Regions from separate parts of the Mus musculus genome. Here regions 2 and 3 are each linked to region 1. The links are chromatin loops, found by intact Hi-C in ENCODE. Cell type or tissue: left cerebral cortex. All regions are shown on one strand. Links, peaks and the distances in the headings refer to the core of each region. The heading gives the core; the rest is flanking DNA. Region 1 holds the start of Lyzl6 (lysozyme-like 6). Region 2 has its middle 8.9 kb from the start of Wnt9b. Region 3 overlaps Nsf (N-ethylmaleimide sensitive fusion protein).

The links. A loop is a pair of places that touch in the nucleus more often than their neighbours do. Peaks named below come from ENCODE experiments on the same cell type or tissue, not always from the same donor. Only the 100,000 strongest peaks of a DNase experiment are listed, where the experiment ranks them.
Region 2: it touches region 1 in a loop (9-fold over the local background); 22 of 42 quality-filtered maps call a loop at or near these places.
Region 3: it touches region 1 in a loop (5-fold over the local background); 25 of 42 quality-filtered maps call a loop at or near these places.

What each region holds. Positions count from the first base shown.
Region 1 is chr11:103,635,490-103,643,458 of GRCm38, forward strand. Lyzl6 (lysozyme-like 6) reads right to left here and starts at 3,401. Exons shown (of 5, transcript NM_001356472.2): 1 at 3,335-3,401; 2 at 1,269-1,454. The coding sequence starts at 1,407. It overlaps 1700072I22Rik (RIKEN cDNA 1700072I22 gene), which reads left to right and starts at 3,447. Exons shown (of 2, transcript NR_131143.1): 1 at 3,447-3,822. In left cerebral cortex, for the core only: a CTCF peak has its summit at 4,075 (motif pointing right); a DNase peak (open chromatin) is centred at 4,091.
Region 2 is chr11:103,754,723-103,762,691 of GRCm38, forward strand. It overlaps a transcript of Wnt9b not described here. Among named protein-coding and RNA genes, the nearest start is that of Wnt9b, 8.9 kb to the left of the region's middle. In left cerebral cortex, for the core only: CTCF peaks have their summits at 3,524, 4,224 (motif pointing left), 5,466 and 6,385 (motif pointing right); DNase peaks (open chromatin) are centred at 3,534 and 4,225.
Region 3 is chr11:103,906,976-103,914,944 of GRCm38, forward strand. It overlaps Nsf (N-ethylmaleimide sensitive fusion protein), which reads right to left. Exons shown (of 21, transcript NM_008740.4): 6 at 6,826-6,933; 7 at 6,341-6,416; 8 at 3,468-3,623. Among named protein-coding and RNA genes, the nearest start is that of Nsf, 43 kb to the right of the region's middle. In left cerebral cortex, for the core only: a CTCF peak has its summit at 4,449 (motif pointing left); a DNase peak (open chromatin) is centred at 4,441.

The DNA.
Region 1 (7,969 bases), core at 1,950-6,949:
GGTTTAACACAGAGAGAGAGGGGGCTGAGGGGGTGGAGCAAAGGGGAGAGCAAGCGAACAGGAGAAGTGGAGAACATATCAAAAGGCATGTATGTACAAATTTTAGATGGAGCAGAGAGTTCCCTCCCACACAGCCTTTGCATTGGCTGTTCCTTTGGCCTGGAATACTTTTCTTCTGGTCATGTGGTTCTTTCATTCAGCACGGCCCATTGCCACTTCCTCGGAGCCTTCCCCTGACTTCAGTTTCCACAGTGTTACCCATGTACATGTGTGTGAGAGAGAGAAAGAGGAAGACAGGAGAAAGGAGAGAGTCAGAGGGAGGGAGAGAGGGAAGTAGGGAGAGGGAGAGATAGAGGGAAAGGGAAAGGGAGGGAGGGAGATAGAGAGAGAGAGAGAGAGAGAGAGAGAGAACATGTTGAAGTCAGTTCTGTCCTTCAGGACCTCTCCCATTTCTGCGGCTGCACTGTGTATTCCACACTAGCTGGGCCTGGGAGCTTCAGGTTGGTTTTTCTCTCTCTCTCTCTGCCACCCATTTCTCCACGAGTGCTGGGATTATAGATGCATAAGAAATCGTTTTTTAACTATGCATATGCATGACTGTGTGTATGTGCATGTGACTGCAGGGTGCCCGTGGAGGCCAGAAGTGTCAGGTCCCGTGGAGATGGAGTCGCAGATAGGCTGCTTCATATGGGACCCAAACTCAGGTTTTCTGGATGGGCAGAGCATGCTCACAACTGCTGAGCGTTTCTCTGGCTCCCACGTTGTTGTTGTTGTTGTTGTTGTAAGTCATTATTTTAAGGATCAAACTCAAGTTGTCATGCTTACAATGTGACAGGTGCTTTCACCCCCTGAGCCATCTGCTGACCCCCTTAAGCTTCTCCTTTGCTTGTTTGAGACAAGAACTTGCTACCGAGCCCTGGCTGGCCTCAGAGCAATCCTCTTGCCTTCAACTCTGGGAACTGCATGCCTGCACCACATTCTTCACGCACATGCCGCCACCAGCCAACACTGGGTATCCGCGTGAGTGCTCGCTGCTGTGCTAGAATGTAAGCTCTGTGAGGGAAAGAATTTGGTTCACCTCCAAAGCAGTAGTGCATGGTAAGAGCTCAGTTAATAGCTACTGGCTGAGATGTGACATGTTGGGAGAGGCTTCTTGTTGCAGGGAGATGGTTCTCTGAACTCAACTTGGAAAGACAAATGGCGAAGGAAGGCAGGTAAGAGATCCAGAGGAGGGGTGGGGAGGAAGGAGCCAAGGAGATGACACTCACAGTCAGGCAGGGAGTAGCCCTCAAACCCATCCAAGTCCTCTTCATACAGAATCTTGGCCAAACTACAGCGATGGATGATGTTGCCATCATTCACTACCAGAAGGCAGCTTGCCACACAGATGAACAGTGCCTTCAACATTGTCCAAGGAGACAGGGCACTAGGCAGTCTCTGAGAGCCTGGGGGATCTGAGAGAGAAACCAAATTTCCTCGCTCACTCAATGTTCAATACCTGGTAAGTTTCAGTGCTCCCCACTCCTCAACCTCGATGTACATACACCCCGAGCCTACCCTGGAACTCAGTATGTAGCCAGCTTTCAGCAATCCTCCTGCCTCTACTACCAGAGCCTTAGTATCACAGGTAAGGGCCTGTTCTTTTATGTTCGTATCATGTTTTTTGTCTCGGAAAATTTAACATAAGAGGAGAGAGAGAAAGATTGAGAGAGAGAGAAATCTCCTGATCCTCCATATACCCATTGCTCAGATTCAAGAGTTCAAAATCAAGACCACTCTGGCTTCAGTGGCTGGTCCTCCTCTCATGGGTATTTAGGCACAAGCAACGTTTGGGTAGCAGGATGGGGAGTGAGGTTGGCAAAAGTTAGAGCAGATTTTGTTTCACCAGCATTTGTGGTATGGATTGAGCGTGTGCCTTCAGAGGAAGGGCAGGGACACGGGATGCCAATATGCCCCAACCCATACTCCCAGATACATGACATATGACCTTCACCACTGCAACCTCTGCCTCATGCCATTCCTGGAGGGCTGCTTGTAGGTTTTATTGTTTTGTTTCTGTATAAATGCATATCAGAAAACAAGCGAATATAATCGTATTATATAAATAATCTTCGCTTTAATGGTGTGTATGCCTGTGTATGTGTGTGTGTGTGTGTGTGTGTGTGTGTGTGTGTGTGTGTGTGTGTGTTTGAAGATCAAGGACTCTGAATTCCCACCCACTACCAGCTATCAAAGGCTGGGCTGCTGTATGACTTTGAACAACATACTTACTTCTCTGGTTCCCATGTGTGAAATGAAGATCTATTTACTAATACTTGCCCAATCAGAACGGTGTAATGAATAAGATAAATAATAAACAAAAAGATATGGTTTCACATTCCTTACAGAATGGAACCAGGACTCCTATAAATGTGGCAGATTCCCAGGCTACAGTAGGAGCATAGCCTGGGCAGTGATTGGTTTGAATAATGACTACTATTGGGGCTGGTCTGAGTTGGTGGAAGCTGGAAAAATATCAGGGCTTATATACATGGCCTTGGTCATTCCCGTATTGCGTAGCAAAACCCAATGTTTTGACTTTGCAATTAAAATTAACATTATCAGTGAGGGACAAAGGGACACTCTGCACCTCTGGATGGGAAACCTCAAGATGCATAAGCTCTAATGAGGTGTTCTGGCCACAGATGGGAAGCCTGGGTCCAAGCATAAAGAAATGAACCTAAACAGAAGGAAACATCTATAAAATAACTGGGTTCTGTCCTTCAAAATGTTCATTCTGTGAGCGCACACGTGGGCTGGTCCTGCCCTAGGATGTGTGTCTTTCTCTTTAAACTAGGTGTATGATGCTGAGGGCAAAGGCCAGGATCCCTCCCTCTCCTTCATCATATGTAGGGATGACGTGGCCTCTCCGGCGGCTTTGCTTGCCTTCTGGTCTCTTGATTTGTCCTTGTCACACAGCATGCACTTAGGACATTCTCTGGATGCTCTCACTACCCTGCTCTGGTGTTGCAAATAGAACAGATGAAGTCCTGTTAAATCAGACTTTCCGGTAAATAGCAAATATCTGTTTAATTCAGATATGTCCTGCAGCCCTCCCTACTCTGATGCAGAATGCACCTCAGAGATAGGCTTCCCCAAGCCTTGGGATGCAGGAATGTCTGGCTTGGCCCATGGAGCCCCTCAGGGATTCCCTTTGGGGTGATAGTAGTCCCCGAATGTGGCCCTATCCAGCTTCAAAGCATACCTCTCTGGCCCTAGCTCGCAGCCAGCCCAGGCCCTTCTGGGAGGATCTACAGGACAAGATGGTTTGTGGCAGGAGCCTCCTCTTCCTTACCAAGCACTCTCTGGCCCCATCTGGCTAATAGTTCTCCTTCGTCTCAAGAAGGCATGTGTTCTTGGCCACCTCAGCCTTCTGGAACTCTGGTTCTGTGACATCATCACTCTCCAGGAAATATGCCGGTTTGAACTGTGCAAACTGTGCAGGCTTTAGGTAGAAATGGTAGATGGGTCTGGAAGGCAAGGTGTAAGGCGGACCAATGGGCAGAACCCTGATACCTCCCTTCCTTTCTGAGAACAGGACAACCTTAGTTTCTAAAGAGGACCTACACATCCTGCCCCTGGGCTGCAGGGTTTGTGCTTATATTCTGATTGTAACTCTGCAGAGCTGTGGGACTTTGCTCAGGACCTATACCCTGCATTTTGATTTCTGTGGGCCCCTGTGCAGCTCCAATCTTTTGTAGAAAGTCTGTGGAGTCCAGAATCCAGTCCAGAAACAACCTTCAAGGACCCACACACACCTTCTTTTCCTCTCTCTGGGACTCAGTGAGTATCCCTTCTTACATAAACAAATTTGAGTTGTGTTTCTGTTACATGCTCACAAAGAAGACCTACCTACCTACTATAGCATGGCAATACTTTAGAATGGTGCCGAAAAAATATTTAGAAATTACTATCATTAAACAAGATACATTTCGAGGAAAGGTAATTACGGGTCAAGCATGGTAGAGAAACATAGTGTAATTTAGAAGTCTGGAAACAAAGCTCAACTGCCTGAAGCTGGTACTTGCTGTGCTAGCCAGCAGCCACTAGAGGGCAGAAGCAGCCCATGTCCAAGAAGACGTGGATTTAAAGTTTGGTTTTGCGAAATGCCGTCCCTTAGATGACCTAGCCTCCCTCTCGGAGTTAGCAGGCACCATTCTCTTTTTCTTGGTACAGCCTGAATGTCGGCTTGGGTTCCTTTGGTTCAGAATCTGCCTTGTTTGTCCATCAGCAGTAGGAGAGTTCCCTGTGTTCCCAGACCTTTTTTTTTTTTTTTTTTTTTTTTTAAGGGGCAGCAGGTTCTGGTTTGTGGAGCTGACAGGCAACTTAGTGGACCAGATGCTGCAGCATCACCGACTTAACTAGCTTGCTTAGCATATGGCAAACAGTGGGGCACGGGGATGAATGACTCAATGAAAGAGAGGGGAAAGAGACAGGGAAGTGCCCATGGATGCTGCAGACAAGCCTCCCTCTGAGAACAAATGTTGACCCTGAAATGAGCCCCGCCAGTGGGATACAGCGCTCAACACAGCAGGCAGGGAATCCATTTGTCTTCACAGAGCTCCTAAGAATCAGCTGCAGAGAAGTTAAGCCATCCCAAAGTCTCAGAGCTGGGAGGCGGTAGCCTAAAGCTGAACTTGTTTCCGACGACGTTACCAGCAGGCTTAGCTCCCTCTCAGGAGCAAATTGTCTTTTTTTTTTTTTCAAGAACTCTGTAGCCCAGGCTAGCCCCAAACTCATGATTCTCTTCCTGCCTTAGTCTCTCTAGTCCTGATGGGCTTTCTGTTGAGCACTAATGTCCAGCTCTTGTTATTTGAAATAGCCACATTTCATGTTGCAAATCTGTGATGTAGCTTAACATGTTCCCAATTGGTTTTTTTTTTCCATTTTCTGTTCGTTGAGAGTTGAGTCTAGATGCCTAATTAGATGAAGGTTTAAACTTTTGACAAGTCTAGCTGTCTTCCCAAAGACATTGCTTTTGGTTTTAGTTCTGTTATTGTGATTAAAATGTCCTGACAACAAACAATTTAGGAGAGAAAGGGTTTGTTTTAGCTTGCAATTCCAAGATACAGTTCATTACTACTAGGAAGTCGTCGTAGAAAGAGCTTGGGACAACTGGTCACGTCACATCCCCCAGTGAACAGTGGAGAGAAATGAGTGTCTGCATGTGCTTGCTTGCCTTCTTGTGCTCAGATTGCTTTCTCCATCTTAAACAAGGCAAGATCCCTTGCCTAGGGAATGGCGCTGCCAATACTGGGTAGGCTCTTCCCATATCAGTTAACTTGGCTAAGACAACCCGGGACAGACATGTCCACAGAGCAGTCCAAAGTAGACAGCCTCTCTCTCTCCCTCTCTCTCTCTCTCTCTCTCTCTCTCTCTCTCTGTGTGTGTGTGTGTGTGTGTGTGTGTGTGTGTGAGACTCTCCTCCCAGATGATTCTAGGTTGCATTAACATCACAAGCATGTCATGTCTTTCTTTTGTGACATTGTCAGTGAGTGGTTGTCGGTCCTCAGTGTCTAGCCCTGCTATTTCAAGCAGTACATGCTCTTAACTGCTAAGATGTATTTTCAACCCAGTCTCCCCCCCCTCTTCTTTATAATTCTTATGAAGCCGTTTTCTATAAAAGCCTTCATGATGTGTATTTTCACCATTGCAGACTATAAGATCTCTGCTACAACCATTTGGTTCTGTCAACGTGGCACAAAACCAGCCGCAGATAGTGCACCCATAAGTGAGTCTGTCTGTGACGCTGTAAAATTTTGCAAACACAGGCTGTGGCTAAACTTGGTCCATCAGCTAATCACTGATCCTTCTTATAAACAATAATGTATAGTGTGTCTCCTTGGAAACTAACCGTTGTAGTGTTGAGCAATTGTGCCTTGTGATGGCAGTTTTATACCATTTTCAGAAGTAGGATCCTTTTTCAAATGGCGCGTCATAAAAATCCATCTAGCCAGCGGCTGGAGAGATGGCTCAGCAGTTAAGAGCACTGTCTGCTCTTGCAGAAGATCCAGGTTCAGGTGTCAGCAACCATGTAACAGCCATGTAACAACCGCTAACAGCCATCTGTAACTTCCGCTCTAAAGAGTCCATTGCCCAGTTCTGGCTTTCATGGGTGCTGCATGCATGGGACCTGGGTTTTTTAAAAAAAAAAAAAAAACCTTAGTAATAGCAGGTAAGATAATGTCGTGAGTGTACCAAGACAGCCAGGCCCAGAAACAAACATTTCTCAAACCAGCCCCTTGCTTTACCTTTTTGGTTGTCCAGAAGAAATCATATGGCTGGTTCCATCAGTGTGAAAGGTGTGTGTCCTAGTTAGGGTTTGTATTCCTGCACAAAACATCATGACTAAGAAGTAAGGTGGGAAGGAAAGGGTTTATTCGGCTTATACTTCCACATTGCTGTTCATCACCAAAGGAAGACAGGACTGGAACTCACACAGGGCAGGAACTTGGAGGCAGGAGTTGATGCAGAGGCCATGGAGGGGTGCTGCTTACTGGCTTGCTTCTCCTAGCTTGTTCAGCCTGCTTTCTTAAAGAACCCAGGATTACCAGCCCAGGGAGCTGGCAGTGCCCACAATGTGCTGGACCCTCCTCCCTTGATCACTATTTGAGAAAATGCCTTACAGCTGGATCTGATGGAGGCCTTTCATCAAGGGAGGCTCCTTTCTCTGTGAGAACTCCAGCTTGTGTCAAGTTGACCCACAAAAGCGGCCAGTACAGTATCAGAGGCTACCTAACAGTGCATCAGGTCGCAGGCAGAAGGATCCCTATGCCCGAACAGTTTTTGGGGGGGTGGGTGGGTGGGTTACAAGACTGAATACAAGTTTAGCCTGAGCTACCCCTGGACCTGTGCCCCCAAATCCAGAGTTCCATATCCAGCCTTCGCAGGTCCTGATGCAAGTGATGAGAGACTTACATGCCTGGCCCTTCCTTGGGCCAGCAGCATCTGACTGCCATCAAAGACTCACTGCCAAGCCTATGCTTGCAAGACTGAAAATGGTTTCCCACGCTTAAGCCCGAGTTGTCATCGCTAAGCTGCTTGGGAGTCCAAAGCTTCTTTTCCCGTGTTCCACTAGCCTGTGGCACTGGTCTCTCCTCTGGTGCCCAGCATGCACTGGCTTCCCCATTGTAGCTGTCACTTTCAACCAGCTTGTCCTTACCGCATTTCTCTGCCCTTCCTCTGTGGCCTAGCTGTTTATGGTATGGACTGTCTATGGTATGTATATACACCGTGATGTCCCAAAGGTCCCACCCTTTATATTGCTCTGAGACAGGGAGCCATATACCCCAAGCTGCTCTCAAATTTGGCAAGTAACAGAGAGAGGGTGGCCTTGAACTTCTGACCCACCCGCCTCTGTACCCCAGAACTGGAATTACAGGCACGCAGTGCTATGCTTGGTTTATACCAAGCTGTGACTCAGGCCCAGGGCCTTATGCAAGTGTTCGACCTACTGGGCTACACACCCCCAGCCCTTCCTTTTGTTTTTGTGAGACAAGGCCTCATTCGGTAGCCCAGACTTTACTGGAAAGCATATGGGAGCTCACCTGCCTGAGCCTGCTTACCATACCCCTCCCCATGCTGGTATTAGAGGCATGAGCCACCATGCCCAAACTAGGGGCCCCATCTCTTTAAGGTTCGACCATCTCCTAGTTCCACTACCACCCTAAAAACAAAGTCATCGACACATGGACCCTTCAGGGACATTTCAACCATATTCGAACTTCAGCAACCATAAAGCAGCCCTGATTTTCCCTTCAGCTGTCTGCCTTGGCAAATATCCCCCAAGGGTCTGAGCTAACAGGGACCCACAGGCTCCTCAAACCCTGTCATTAAGGGCTGGCATCTCGCTCCATTCCCTGTTGCCCTGGCTGGTGGGGAGGCTGCTGCACAAACGGGCAGCCCAGAAGGAGCCTTCTCTCTCTCCTTC
Region 2 (7,969 bases), core at 2,022-7,021, 120 kb after region 1:
TTGTTGCTTTTCCCTCCCTTCCTTCCTTCCTTCCTTCCTTCCTTCCTTCCTTCCTTCCTTCCTTCCTTCCTTCCTTCCTCCCTTCCTTCCTTCCTCCCTTCCTTCCTCCCTCCCTCCCTCCCTCCCTTCCTCCCTTCCTCCCTTCCTCCCTTCCTCCCTTCCTCCCTTCCTCCCTTCCTCCCTTCCTCCCTCCCTCCCTCCCTCCCTCAATGCTAGAGATCAAACCCAGGGCCTCACATACAAGCACCTAGACAAGCACCCTACCACCAAGTTGCACCTTCAGGTTCCTCCTACTTCATTCATACCCACAGCTCCTGTCAAGGAGGGTATGCACTTTGGCTTCAAGTTAAGGGATCTATACGTATTAGAACAGTGGTTCTCACGCTGTGGGTTGTGACCCATTGGGGAGTCACATATCAGATATTTATACATTATGACTCATAACAATAGCAAAATTACAGATATGCAGAAATAATGAAATAATTTTTTTGGTTGGGGTCACCATGAGGAACTGTATTAAAGGGTTGCAGCATTAGCAAGGTTGAGAACCACTGGGTTAAAATGAATGAATGAACCGGGCAGTGGTGGCGCACGCCTTTAATCCCAGCACTTGGGAGGCAGAGGCAGGCAGATTTCTGAGTTCGAGGCCAGCCTGGTCTACAGAATGAGTTCCAGGACAGCCAGGGCTATACAGAGAAACCCTGTCTCAAAAAGCAAAAACAACAACAACAAAAAAAAAAACATGAATGAATGAATGAATGAATGAATGATCCTGAGCTGTCAAGTTTGACTTATGAATGGTTAGAAATTCTGCCCTAGCCAGGCATAATTGTGCTGACCTTAATCCCAGAACTCAGAAGGCAGAGGCAGGCAAATCTCAGTGAGTCTGTGGCCAGCCTGGTTTGCATACGGAGTTCCAGGCAAAACCAGAGCTATATACAGTGAGACCCTGTCTCAAAAAAGAAAAGGAGAGAGGGGAGGTCCTCATGACATGAGCCAGAGGTTGAGCCCTTTCTTCTGACACAGTGAGAACATTCTCTGCAGGCCAGTTCTGTCCTCAGGGACACACGTGGAGGTAAGAAGTGACCCCCAGGTAAAATCCCAGTGTCAGAGAATCTGCTCCATGGTTGCCAGTGGATTCCTATGTGACAAGTGATATATATGTTTGGTCTCTGCCTGGCTACTGTGCCCACTGTAGATGAGTGCCACACCCCATCCCTGGTAGTCACTATCAGAAGTGTCAGAGCCCAGCAGGATGCCTGGACAGACTGCATGCACTGGGGGCCATCTGTCCTTCACCCTAGCGGAGATTCTTCATGCAGGGCACTGTCTCCGACTCTGCCCACAGAAGGAAAGAAAACTGAAGGAAAGGCGAGGAGGAGAAAGGCAAGGACACCAACCACCTAGGAAAACAGAAGAATGGGGCCAGAATGTACCAGAAACACCACCAAAAACATGCAACTCTGCACACAGGTGTCCTCTCTGCAAAGGACAGGTGAGAGGAAGAGGTCCCATGTGGATGCTCAGAAAGTCCCTGGAGCAATGCACTTCCGTCCTGCTTGCCACTAAGACCATTTCTTCTAGGACATACTATCACATTGTTATAACTGCAGGTGCAAGTACATTTGCAAGAAGTGTTGTCAACTACCCCGGCTGGTAGATGGCTCAGTACTTCTTCCTACACTTAGAGTCGGGACATCAAGGGGCTAGCGAGACTTCTTTCTTTCCACTGGGAATAAGCTAAGACTGGGAAACAGTAAACCTAGAACACACATTCACACACACACACACACACACACACACACACACACACACACACATGCCAGGTGGGCCTATGCACACCTGTAATCCTAGCACTTAGGAGGCAGAGGCAGGCTGATTTCTGTGTTTGAGACCAGCCTGGGCTACATAGTGAATTACAGGACAGCCAGGGCTACAATAGAACCTGTCTGAAAAATAGTACATTTCTGTAATTTTATGGTGTATAATTTTAAACATTGTATATATAAATTTGATACTTTGTGTGCTTATGTATAATTTGTAACATTTACAATGGTAAGGTGTGACCATCATGTACATAGTTGTTATACTGTATTGTTTAAGAAAGAATGTCGAGCTGGGGGTGGGGGAGGGTGGTATGCATGCCTTTAAGTCCAGCACTGGGGAGGTGGAGGAAGATCACATTTTGTTCAAGGCCAACCTGGTCTACACAGTGAGTTCCAGGATAGCCAGGGTGATATAGTGAGACCTTGTCTCAAAATTAAAAAAAAAAAAAAAAAAAGGAAGGAAGGAAGGAAGGAAGGAAGGAAGGAAGGAAGGAAGGAAGGAAGGAAAGCCGGGCATGGTGGCGCACGCCTTTAATCCCAGCACTCGGGAGGCAGAGGCAGGGGGATCTCTGAGTTTGAGGCCAACCTGGTCTACAGAGTGAGTTCCAGGACAGCCAGGGCTATACAGAGAAACCCTGTCTCGAGAAACCAAAAAAGAAAAAAGAAAAAAAAAGAGAGAAAAAAAGAAAAGAAAAGAAAGAAAGACAAGAGAGCATTCAGCATATATGTTTTAACAATGTTTCCTTAGTCAAAAATCTCCGGGGGGGGGGGCTGGTGAGATGGCTCAGTGGGTAAGAGCACCCGACTGCTCTTCCGAAGGTCCAGAGTTCAAATCCCAGCAACCACATGGTGGCTCACAACCATCCATAATGAGATCTGACTCCCTCTTCTGGAGTGTCTGAAGACAGCTACAGTGTACTTACATATAATCAATAAATAAATCTTAAAAAAAAAAATCTCCTGCTGAGCAGTGTGAGTCAGAGGAGGTTAAGTCCATGATTGTCTTTTATGGATTACAGTCAGTTAAGAAGCTTAATTAATTGATTAGTTAATTAATTAATTAATAATTAACAAATACTTAATGGCAGCTGGCATTTCTATATAAGGATAAACTAATTTCTATATAAGAGTAATGTGTTAGATATATTAACTTTTTTTTTCCTTTTGAGACAGGGTTTCTCTGTGTAGCCCTGGCTGTTCTGGAACTCACTCTGTAGACCAGGCTGGCCTCGAACTCAGAGATCCCCCTGCCTCTGCCTCCTGAGTGCTGGGATTAAAGGTGTGTGCCACCACAGCCTAGCTAGTATTAACTTATTTAATCCTCACATTTTACACACAAGAAACTGAGGCTCAGGTTGGCTTGTTTGTTGGCCTAGACCCAGAAACCTAGAACCCATGGAACTAGTGTCAGAGAATGTGTTTACCCGCTACAGTAAAGAGAAGAACCTGCTAAATAAGATGATGGGACCGTTTACCCGTTGTCCCGGGGAGGTTGTATAGGGCTATACTGAGATGCTGTTGTGTTTTGACCTGGATTTTGCAATGATTTTTCTGGTCCTTCTTTTCCTTGCTTTATCCACGGGGACAAGCACTTTGCCACAGAAGTGCTTGAAACGCAACAGAAGGTGAGACTCTCCATCTGGGTTACTGAAAACCAACCTACCAGTGTCCACAGACATCGCTGTAATCCCGCATGTCTCCAATAGGAGTCGCTGACTCCAACGGGATGGAGCCTGGATTACGGAGAGAAACTGGCATAAACTCCAACAATGGATCCTTCTGGGATCTCAGTTTCCCCACTCATTAAATAGACTCATCTCCCCAGTTCGCCGCCCTTAGAAAAGATGGGGGAGAAATTTAAGGACTAATGAAACCGCTTTCCAACGTGACCCTTGTGTGTTCAAAACCCTATTACTTCCAACGTTTTGAGTATCACTCACAGTACTAGAATCACTTCATCCTTTACATAAAATAACTAAAATAAAATAATATAGACCAGCTGGTACTCTGACAGTCTCGGCAGGCTCTGGCTCGTCCCTGTGGGAAGTAGAAGCAGCCGCTTTCGCCCTGATGAGGAAAATGATTATGAAGCAGCAGCATTGCTACCTCCTCTCTGGGTGAAAGTCTCTCACTCATACTTCCTTGGTGCGTGGGGAAACTGAGGCACAGAGAAACAAAATGACTTCCCCCAAGGACCTAGAGTCAGTAATTTCCTAGCAAGCTAATTCCAAAACACACAATTGAAAGGGAGAGCTTGAGAAGAAAAGTGGCCCGAGTGGACTGGGAGGGACAGGAAGTGGGGGGAGTACCTTTTCTGTTCTGACAACCCTGCAAGAAGCTGAGAGCAACAGTTGCCTAGGGCAAGGGTGGTCAACCTTCTGCAGGAGCGCCCCCTGCTGGTCAGCGGGGTCCGTGGCTGATGGCATGGAGGTAGATTTAGAAACACGCTTAAGGGCAGAGGTGGCGGGATGGATTTAATGCCTTCATTTTGCACAGGGCAAAGACAAAGCTTTAGGGGAAGTGACCCACTTAAGGGAAAGCCAGTACATTTGGGATCCCCTCACCCCAGAATGCTTGTCTCACACTGTAAAGCGCCTCTTCCCTATTCCCCTCTCCAATCTCATAGTCTTTTTCTGCTAACAGACTCCTTTCCTGTAATCCGTTTAGCTTCACCAAGACCCTCTTTAAAATGCTGTCTTCAACAGGAGCCATGGGGTGGAAGGGTAAAGGCATGAAGGCTCTTACCTAACAAAGAAGGTGTCATTTAGGAGAGGGAGCAGGCCAGCGAAGCCAGTCTCCACTCTGCCAGGCTGGCTTGCTCCCTCTCCTACATGGCATTCTCCTCTTTGTTATATGTGAGTCTTCCTGCCACAATTGTACTAACCCCCTGGCTCCCACTGAAGGAAGCATCCAGGACGGGGTCATGGTATCAGGGCAGGACCACAAGAAAGGAAGAGGCCATTAGCAGAAAGGGCTACAGAGAGAAATTGGGCCTCACCGTCAGCTAATGTCCCTGCGAACATGACTTTCAGAGTCTGGCTCTCCGATTTGAGCCAGATTTTCAGCCTGTGCTCTTTCTAGACAGTCTCCCTGCCTCCACTGCTACTTGCTTCTACTCCCTGTCTCTTTGAAGTTGCAGCCTTGCGTGGCTTATCAGAGCCACTCTGGCATCCCATGCCACAGCCATTTGTTCTGGGGGCTCAGTGCATCCCGATACATATGACTGAGAGGAGAAGGGACCTCACGCGTGTTGTTTGGACCTGTCAGATGCTGTTGGGCAGCTGAACAGTGGCTTTGGGAAGGTCACCTGTTCACACCCGCTGCAGGGGACTGTGGCCATGGGGACAGGGCTAAGTGCTGTGAATGCCCACAGACATGTTTGCCTAAAAAAAATAAACGTCTGACCTGCCTTGTTATAAGCAATATTTGAAATCCATAAAAATCTACTTGAAGTTCTTTAGAAAAGGAAATCACCTTTGCAAGCTGGTAGGGTTGGTAAATAATGCCCTTTTGCCCAGGCCTCTCTGCCAAACTGTCAGTGTCAAACACAAAGCCCTGAGTTCAAGCCCTACCACCGTGTAAACCAGACATGGGGGCATATACCTGTAACCCCCACACGGTGGAGACAGAGGCAGGAGCGGCATAAATTCAAGGCCAATTTCAGCTGCATAGTAAGTCTGAAGCCTGGGCTAGATAGCCTACTTATAAATAAATACTGGCTGTGGAGATGGGCCAATCAGTGAAGCGCATGCTAAACAAGCCCCGCCCAGACCGCCAGCACCCACCTAAAACGTCTGATGCAGCAGTGTGTCTGTGTAATCCCAGAACTGCTGGGGTATGGACACATGAGGATCCTTGGGGTTTTCTAGCTATGGATTGGTGAGTGCCAAGTTCTGAGAGAGCATGCCTCACAAAATAAGGGGAAGAACAGCCAAGGAAGAGACCCAATGTTAGCCTGCAGCCTTTACACACATTTGCACATCCACGTGAACACGTGCACACACACATACAGAAAAGATGGGGTTAATCTCCCACTGCAAACCTGACAGATGGGTTAGAAGAGGGGCTACTTTTGTTCCCAGAGTGATCTCTGAGATAGGAGGGGCTTTCTCGGGTTTGTTTGTCTGTGTGTTTGAAACATAATCTCACCATGTGACCTTGATCTTATGACAATTCTCCTGCACATGGAAATCAAATAGATTTTCAGTCTCCTGGTATAGGATTACAGGTATGTACACTAAGCCAGACTTCTGCAGGTTTCTTTTTGTTTTTGTTGTTGTTGTTGTTTTTAAACATTTATTTTCTTTCTTTCTTTTTTTTTTTTTTTTTTTTTTTTTTTTTTTTTTTGGTTTTTCAAGACAAGGTTTCTCTGTATAGCCTTGGCTGTCCTGGAACTCACTCTGTAGACCAGGCTGGCCTCGAACTTAGAAATCCACCTGCCTCTGCCTCCCGAGTGCTGGGATTAAAGGCATGTGCCACCACGTCCGGCTCTAAACATTTAGTTTCAATGATGGGTATGTGGTATGTGCATGTGAGTGCATTGCCTTTGGGGTCCAGTAGAGGGCATCAGATCCCCCAACATTGGAGTTAAAGTTATAAGCCCTTGGTTGTTGATGCTGGAAGTTGAATGAACTCTGCAAGAGTGGTATTTGCTCTACATCCCTGAGCCTTCTCTCCTGCCCTCCTTATGCTGTATATATATATTTTTAATATGGTCCCTTGTGGTCTCTTCATCCGCTCCCAGGCTCTTATCTCCTCTCCCATATCTTACTTTCAATCACCAGGCTAGTCTTAGTCTTTACCTCTGAGAAAACAGGCCAGGGCAGTGACTATGGCAACTGAGCTCCTATTGCTCCTGTGATGGGTTTGGTGGGGTTTTGTCTCTTCCTTTGGTTGTAAAGATTTGTTTCTATTTTATGTACATGAGTGTTTGCCTGTGTGTGTGTGTGTGTGTGTGTGTGTGTGTGTGTGTGTGTGTGTGTGTGTGTGTGTGCCATGTGCAGGCCTGGTGCCCATAGAAGCTAGAAGAGGCTATTGGATCCCTTGGAACTGGAGTTACAAATAGTTGTGAGCTGCCAAGTGGATGTTGGATCATCTGCAAGAGCAGAAAGTGCTCTTAACTGTTGAGCTATCTCTCCAGCTGCATGCCCCCACCCCTTTTCTTTTCTTTGTTTGTTTGTTTGCTTACTTATTTATTTTTGGTTTTTCGAGACAGGGTTTCTCTGTATAGCCCTGGCTGTCCTGGAACTCACTCTGTAGATCAGGTTGGCCTCAAACTCAGAAATCCGCCTGCCTCTGCCTCTCAAGGGCTGGGATTAAAGGCATGCGCCACCATGCCCAGCTTCTTTGTTTATTTTTAACGTATGCTTTATATTTGCTTATTTTATTTTATCTTATTTTATATTATTTTATTTTATGTGTGTGAGTGCATGTACCTGTGTGTCCGGTGACTGCAGAAGCCAGAAGAGGGTTCAAATCCCTTGGAACTGTAGTTACAAAGGGTTGTGAACCACCATGTGGACGCTGGGAACTAAATCTGGGTCCTCTGTAAGAGCAGTAAGTGCTCTTAAGCACCGAGCTATCTCTCCAGTCCTGTTTTTGAGACAGGGTCCATATAGCTCAGGCTGGCTTCAAACTTATTATGTAACCAAGGATAGCATTTCTTGCATTTCTGATCCTCCTGCCTCCATGCTGAAGGTGCTGTGACCACAGTCATAGGCCACTGTGCCTGGATTGTGACGTCCTAGGGATTGAGCTAAGGACTCATGTGTGGTAAGTGAGCATGCTACCTAGTGAGCTACCTCCTCCACCTCCTCTGATAACTTCCAAAGCATCAGGAACGACTTAGAAAATGAGATCTTTTTTTTTTTTAAATCTTCACCACAGCACAGGGAGTTGGAGCTATGACTTGCTGCTGCTGGATACATGCCCTCCCCCTTGGATGGAAGTGATGTGTTACATACACATGGGTGAGGCTGGTAGGACCCTGCCTTCCACTTCACCCCTTGGAGTGATTCCCAGGCAGGCTTCCCCTCTAGGCACTCCTAGTGACAGATGATGGTCATCGCAAGAGCATGCATGTGGCGTGCACAGATTCTTCTCTGTGGGGCATCTTCAGTGACGCAGAGCTATACGTGTCTACT
Region 3 (7,969 bases), core at 1,559-6,558, 270 kb after region 1:
TATCTATCCATCCCGACTGTTCCCCACAAAACTGCATACAAGGGGGAAGCGCAGTAAATGTCTGAACAGGACATCTGAGAATGCTCATGGGCAGCCATTAGCACTGAGCTCACTCACCTAACCTTCCAAGGCTAGCTTCCGGTGTTCACACTGCTAAGCTACACGCTGCTATGGTGGTACAAATGGTGGCGCTGTTATCCTGGGTAGGAAGGACTTAAAGGACAGCTGATTAAGGACTTCCTTAGTTTGTGTGTGGTGTTGTTTGGTTGGTTTGGTTTTTTGAGAGAGGCTGGCACCTTGGGGCTGGGACACACTCTACTTGACCTTCACTGGGTGTCAGATATAGCTTTAGTTTCCACCACGTCCAAGAAAGATCTGCCCTGCTTAGGTTTGAGTGAGCCTAATTGCTACAGATGAGAAAGAAAAGAAAAAGGAAGCAGACTGACCAGGCTGATCAGACAGTAACAGACGGCTGATATTTGCCAGAGCTGAGCCCTCTCTATTCCCACACATGGTCGTCGTCCCTCAGGCTCTAGAACTTTATGTGACTTATTTTCTCTTTAAGGACCTCCTTTGTGTGTGTGTGTGTGTGTGTGTGTGTGTTGTTGTTGTTGTTGTTGTTGTGTGTGTGTGTTGTTGGTGGTGGTGGTGGTGTTGTTGTTGTTGTTGTTGTTGTTGTGTGTGTGTGTGTTGTTGTTGTTGTGTGTGTGTGTTGTTGTTGTTGTTGTTGTTGCTGCTGTTGTTTGTTTTCTCTGTGTATCAGAGCCCTGGCTGCCCCGGAACTCACTTTGTAGACCAGGTTGGCCTCAAACTCATAGAGATCCATCTGCCTGCCTCTGCCTCCAGAGCGCTGGGATTAAAGGCGTGCGCCACCAAGCCCAGCTAGGATTTCCTGAGTTTTAATTCTATAAAAAAATATTTTAGAAAGCAGGAAGGTATACACCAAGATAAAAATGCTAGCCTGGAACCGTGAGAGCTGTCTGCAGGAATATAACCTCACCTGCTCTCAGGCCTACCCCATAACTGTGTCTCCACTTAAACCCGTTGGTCACCACAATAGTCTAATCTCTGAGGGTCTCTGTCATTTTGTCTTAATCTCTTTTTTCTATTTTCACTTTTTAGAAGAAAATATGAAATTTTACAACCAAATGAAAGATATGTTACCTAAAGACGTAACCATCAGTGACACAATGGCCAGGAAAATAACTTATCGTCTCACTTTCTAAGTTAGAAACCTTGATATACATATAAAGTTGTGTGCACACATGTAAAACAAATCTAACTAACATTCTAATTACATTCCAGAGTTCACGGGAGAGACCATCTGTGGAGAATAAAGCTTTCAGTTACAAATGCCTTACAATCTATAGGAATTATTATTTACTAAATACTTTTTCTCATTTGATTGATTTAACTCATCTTACCCTGTCTAGTTATTAAACCCACAAGATATATTATTAAATCTACTTAATGAACAAAGAGTGAAGGAAATCAGCCAATTTTATTTCCACCTCGAAGAGGAAGGAACATAAACCACGCCTCCGTGAACACATGTAACTTTCTATTTGGCTTGGTTGTTGTCGAAGCGCAAGCGTATCTCTGCTTCTTATGTCGAGCCTTTTACTTTTACCAAGCCAAATGATCAGCATTAACCAAATTCTTCTTGGAGGGCAATGGGATGCTCTATTAACCCCCCCAAAATTTAAAGGAAAAAGGGAACCCCAAGAAATGATATCTACATAAAAGAGAATTATTTCTCAGACATCAAACCTTTAAATTAAGGAGAGCAGCAGAGTTTCGTTGTTTTTGTTCCTTGTTGTTTTGTTTTTAATTCAGCTCAAAGTCCAGGTAACTTGACAGCAGGCTGCTATTTAAATTAAATGATACTACGTGCTTCTTGATGGAAGAAAGTCATGGCAGGGTACTTTTAAAAGAATAAAACTTTGTGTGTGTGTATCTTAAAATAGTGTAAGTATGATTAAAAAAAAAAAAACAAAGCCATAAAAAAGGCTTTGGATTACAACACAAACTTCAGATCCACAGCCCTCGTTCATTTCTTCTAAAACACATCAAAGCCAGATCAAATCCGGGGGCAAACAACAACCTGCTTGCTTCAGTTTCAGCTGGGAGGTGGCGCACAGCACCAGCACAGCATCCTCCCGCAGCAGCTGCTCTCCTGCTGGTTGGCTGGACCCCACAAACAGTAAGACACACAGCCCTTTCCCTCTCCCAGGTACAAATCCTCCGCAAGGATGACTGACGCACGGCATCCAACACGGAGAACCTGCCCACTGACTCCGTATTACCTAAAATATATTTAAATAATATTTCCAAGTCTTCATCAAAACACCGTAAGGATTTACTGAGCCTCAAAACACACATTATTGGGCAGTGAACTGCTATATTTCTTCCAACTTTCCAAATTAGAGTCTGGTTTTTTTTTTTTTTTTCCTTTTCTTTTTATGGATTTGGCCTTTGTATCTTCCAGATAAGAAGTATGTCACTGCCATTTCAAGGTGTATAAAACTCAGGTGATGAGGGTCTCTGTCATTTTGTCTTAATCCAATTCTAAACTCGACCTTTACCCAGTGAACAGGTGTGTGCTGTGCTCGTAATTGACCAGAGTGAGCAACCGGGCAGAAAAGAGACCGACAGAGCCGGCTAAGACACAGCCGGCTACTGTGACCCGGCGCTTCGTGCCTGGAGAGCACCCCTTGTCCACCGTGATGAATATACTCTTATCTCCCGGTAGCAATTTAAAGAGAGAGAATGGGGGAGAGGGGAGCAGTACGTGTGTATCCCTCCAGCTTTTTGGATCCTGTTTTCACACTCAGTCTGCAAGAAGCTATTATAAATTCCTTTCTCAGATACTCTGCGGCTCACGCTCCAATCCAACCAATGATACGGATTTGAAAACTGTCCTGAAGGTCTTTCTACTGGGCAAAGAAAATCACTTCATACGGATAAATTAAATAAACTGTCAAGAGCAAAGTGACAAATGAAGAGAGTATTTCTTCACGTGCAGTATGGAGACTCCCATATGTGTCTCTAGGGATCAGACTTATCTAATTAAAACCCTTGCCAAGTATCCATTTACTGGAGGGAAGTGCTGAGCGCGGCTGTAAGCCAGCATCCGTGCAATGTCCTCAGCTGCATGGACGACGACAATATGTCAGGTGAACCTGACCCAGGGTGGGTCTTCAGGATGGGGGACCATTTCTAAAATGCCCACGGAAAAACAATGTAACCTAAACAGATACAATGGAGCAAGTGTAAATACCATTTCTATTATTTCTCCCACGAGAGTAAATACTTTGAATTTCTCGTGAAACCTAATGGTTTGGGTTTTTTTTGTTTGTTTGTTTTTTGTTTTGGGTGGATTTGAAAAGTCACTTCAAAACTCTTGAGAAGAGCACCTCATTACCTCCGTGCTTCCCCGGGAGCGGAAGGCTTGGTCAGAAACTCACCCATCTGTTCCACGATCTCCGGGGGGAACACCCGAGAAGCAAATGCTCTTCGGAAAATGTCCGAGAACTCCTTATCCAGACCGCCGATCCCCATTTTCTCAAAGTTCCAGTCGGGATTGATGATGGACTGGCGATTTTCCTTGGTTTTAGCTTTGCCTGTGACAAACAAGTAGACCCACATTTGTGAGGGCAGCAGCAGGGGTAAGCATTGGAAGGACAGACGCCCGGACTTAAGTGGGCTGACACACGGCTGTGACGTCAGGGTGGGCAGCACGCTCTTGGAGGACTGTCTAGTGGGAAGGGTAAGACCAGCTTTCCGATCTTGCCTGGTTGCCATTCATGGTCAGTAATAAACTTCCAAACCCAACCAAACCGGTGCTCCCGCATCTAGGCTACCTGCAGCCAGTCCACAGAACTCTCTCTCATTAACCTTTAATCCAACCAAATTAACTTAGCTGCTGCAAGGAAACACCTTGTGTGCGCCAGATATAAACTCCGCTAGCTCCACAAGTGTCACTGACAGCAAGTGCTGGCTCACAGCTCCTGGGAAGTGTGTGTGAGATACGCACATTTACCTAGACCTCGGCCTACGAAGATATGTGGAATGAATCTGATGGCTTGTCACACGGAGACAAAAAACATTCTGAAGACTTTAATGACTGAAAAAGTCAGACTTACAAATTCTCTCACGATACAAACTGTTTAATATAAATGTCAGACTGCCACCTAAAGTAACTCCAGAGAACCACGCCTGTCTTGGACACAAAGAACAAGATACCTTACAGCAGGCTCTAAACAAAAAAGAGGGAAATACGGGTCTTACAAAGCCAGAGAAGAACACACCACACTAAAATATAAAAAAATAAAAAATAAATTAAAAAAATTCAGATAATAATTTTCTGGTTAGAATTTTGTAGACTAATGCTTTTCCTTTAGAAGGGGATCAAAAATATTTTGCTTATACTCTACTGCCCTCTTGTGGTCAAACTTACTGTGAGCCAAATTACTATATAAGTTCATTTTCCAACCAAAATCACATCTTCATGTAAGTTACTTGAAAACACCTACACTGTGCAAAAGTTATAGAACTGCCCTGGGATAAGGTATTTTAACAAAAGGTGTACAAAAGTAAAAAACAAGAAAATCACATCATAAATATTGTGTCAGTAATAGAACGTTATGATATGGCCTTCATAAAAATGATATTGGGGGCATTAAAATCATATTATAGAGATATATTTAAGATGCTTGAACATGTTAATCAAAAAAAAAAAGCAAATTAGGGGCTACTGATGTGGCCTGGTGAGCTAAGGCTCTTGTGGACTGACAGCCTGAGTTTAATTCCTGCCATTCACACAGTGTACATGACTCGAAAGTTGTCCTCTGACCTCCACATATGTACCACACATGCTCAGATACACACACACACACACTAATTGTATAAAATAAATTATGAATAATATACAAATAAAATCCAATTTAGAGTATGAGGTGTTTTAGTGAACGCTTGTCCACAGGCATGTGGCCTGTGCCTTTGGTCCTAGCATTTAGCTAGAGCACAGGAGCCAGAGGTCTACAAGCTGGAGGCGAGCCTGGGCTGGCGAGCTGGCTCAGCAGTTAAGATCGTGCTCTGCTCTTGCAGAGGATTAGCTGGATTCCCAGCACTTAGGCTTCGAGGCTTACACACCACCACTTCCAGGGGATCTGACACTGTCCCTCCGGCCTCCAAGGACACCGGTACATAGTACACAAAAGTAAGAGAGAAATAGCAACAAAGACTGGTAAATTATTGACTAAAAAAACAAATAAACAAAAAACAGAACAAAACAAAAAAACTGCTCCCAAACTACATTTAAACAAAGTTAAGTAATTTTGGACAAGGCTGTGTAGCCAATGAAAAACCTTCTCTATTTTATTGGGATAGACATGAACATAAATTTGAGTTAATAAATCATTATTTATATGAGCTGCTATTCTTAGAGATTAAACTGTATTGTTTTAATATATCAAAGTAAGGCTGGTGAGCAAGATCCCATCTGTTGGAAAGATCACAGTCCTCAACGGATCACTAAAGAACAGTGACGGACGATTCTGCGTTTAACACGGCAATTAGCTGGGGGGCTGACCAGTGCTGAAGGTCACAAAAGATAATGAAATTCTGAGGAGCCATCAGAGCCGGGAGAGGACTCACACAGAGAAGCTATGTGTGGGGTGAGATGGTCGGGAATGAGACCTGGGAGAGAGAAAGGGCTTGATGGGAAAGATGATGGAATCCAAGCTAAGACAGGAGGCTGGGCAGCAGCAATGGACCCATGAGAATCTGTCTGGGTAACTGCACTGTATGATGTTCACACTAGGGGAAACTGGCAACAGCTACTGGGATTCTGTGAGCCACATATACAAATCTTTTTTTTTTTTCTTTGAGACAGGGTTTCTCTGTGTAGCCCTGGCTGTCCTGGAACTCACTTTGTAGACCAGGCTGGCCTCGAACTCAGAAATCCATCTGCCTCTGCCTCCCGAGTGCTGGGATTAAAGGCGTGAGCCATCACTGCCCAGCCACATATACAAATCTTTGTGAGCCCAAAATTATCTTAGAATTTCAAACCAAGAAATGTCATTATTTCTTTTTAATTGTTTTAAGTCTGGCTATGAGCACAGGAAATTAAAATGTGCCGATGTGTTTCACATTGTTACAGGTGAACTGGGCACTCCAGCTAAAGGCTTGAGATTGTATATCAATCAGCGCTTGTGACAGAACAAGCCTTAAGGAAGGGTCTCCTTTCTCTATCACCTGAAAACCATTTACACAACTCATACGCAATATCAGAGGCATTGCCACTTCATTTGAAATTTTCTAAAACTGTGCATCTTACCGATAAGATTGAGCGACGAATTTTCTGCTTTTTCAAATGCAACTTGACTGTTTCCAACAACCAGGCCTACCTCAATCTGTACAGAGAGATGATAATTAGTACGCTATAGGCATTTCAAAGCAAGGCTAGACTCGAGGGAGAAATGAAGTTTTTCAGTACAAAGCAAACATGGCAACCAGTCATCTGAGTTACGTCTGCTTTCCTCACAGCCATCTCGCACAATCCCGACATGGCAAGGTCTGTCTTCACAGCCAGTCTCTGACATATTCTAGATGGCGGTGTTCAGCTAGTGCAGATTAGTAGATCTGCGGTTAGCTGTGCTTTGGTTTCTATTCCAGCAGCAATACTGGCTACAGCAGGAGTGAGGAACTCAGAGGGAGAACACACAGTATGGAAAGCTACCCCAGGCGAATAGTCAGAAACATATCAGCCTGTGCAAGTCATGTCAAAAAGATTGCCTAATGAAGACCAGGAAAAAGGCTTACCTTCTGCCTTTTGCCTGATGCAGGCTCTCCCTTCAGGATGCTGGGATCCATGGCTTCAATGTCCTTCACCAGTAATCCAAAGAGCTTATCATTGAAGCTAAAGACAAGCTGTAGAGAGAAGGAAGGGAAGAAAGGTTAGCCCATGGTGCAATGGCTTTCTACTACATCATCCAAAGGTGAAAAAGCAGTTTTCTTTTGAAAGTCCTTCTTGGGTCAACTCCACAGTCACACCATCACAGACCCAGTGACAGGAAAAGGAAACTTGTGTGTTAGTATGATGGGAGGTGACTCAGTCGACACTCACAAACACTTAGGAAAACTACTAGTAAGAAAACCGAGATCCAGCAGGGCAATAATGGTGCAGACCTTGAATCCCAGCACTCGGGAGGCAGGAGCAGGAGGGTCATGTGCCCGTGGATGCACAGCTAGGGACTTAGATAAGAGTCAAATAAATACTTAATAGCATAAAGAATATCCCAGTCACTATTTTTGGCCTGGCAGATCAGCAGGGAACAGAGAACATGCTGTTTCTGGTGCTGTAGAACTTTCTAGTTTGACCGGCAGGAAGCATGCGAGCCCCGTGCTCTCAGGTGGAGGGACCCCGGGGCTGTGCTCGAGCCGCTACTGCCTGCCTTAGGTCATCCAGAAGGCTCCTCGATGCCCACCAGCTGCTTATCTTCTCTGGACCCAAACTTCATCGGGGAGGAAGCCAGGTTCATTTTAATTCTAATGCTTTCTTATTTATTTTTTTTCTTCTTTGTTTAGTTTGTTTGCTTTTTTATTTGTTTTGCTTTTTTTGGGGGGGGGTTGGTTTGTTTGTTTCTTTCTTTCTTTTGAGACAGGGTCTCATTATGTAGACCAGGCTGGCCTGGAACTCACAGAGATCCACTTGCTTCTGCCCCCCCAGTGCTGGGATTAAAGGTGTGTGCCACTACACTCAGCGCTAATTGCTAGGCTTTCTTTTAAAACACACTGTATTTTGTTCCTGTACATCAGCAGTTCAGCTTCTGCCTGCAAAAGTTTAATTTCATAATATATAAATACTTTAGACTGCTATCCTTTAGATTTATCAGGAAAACTGAAAAGTGGCACTGTGTCCACTCTGATGCTCCTGCCGTCCACTGCTGCTCTCTCTCTAGTAATC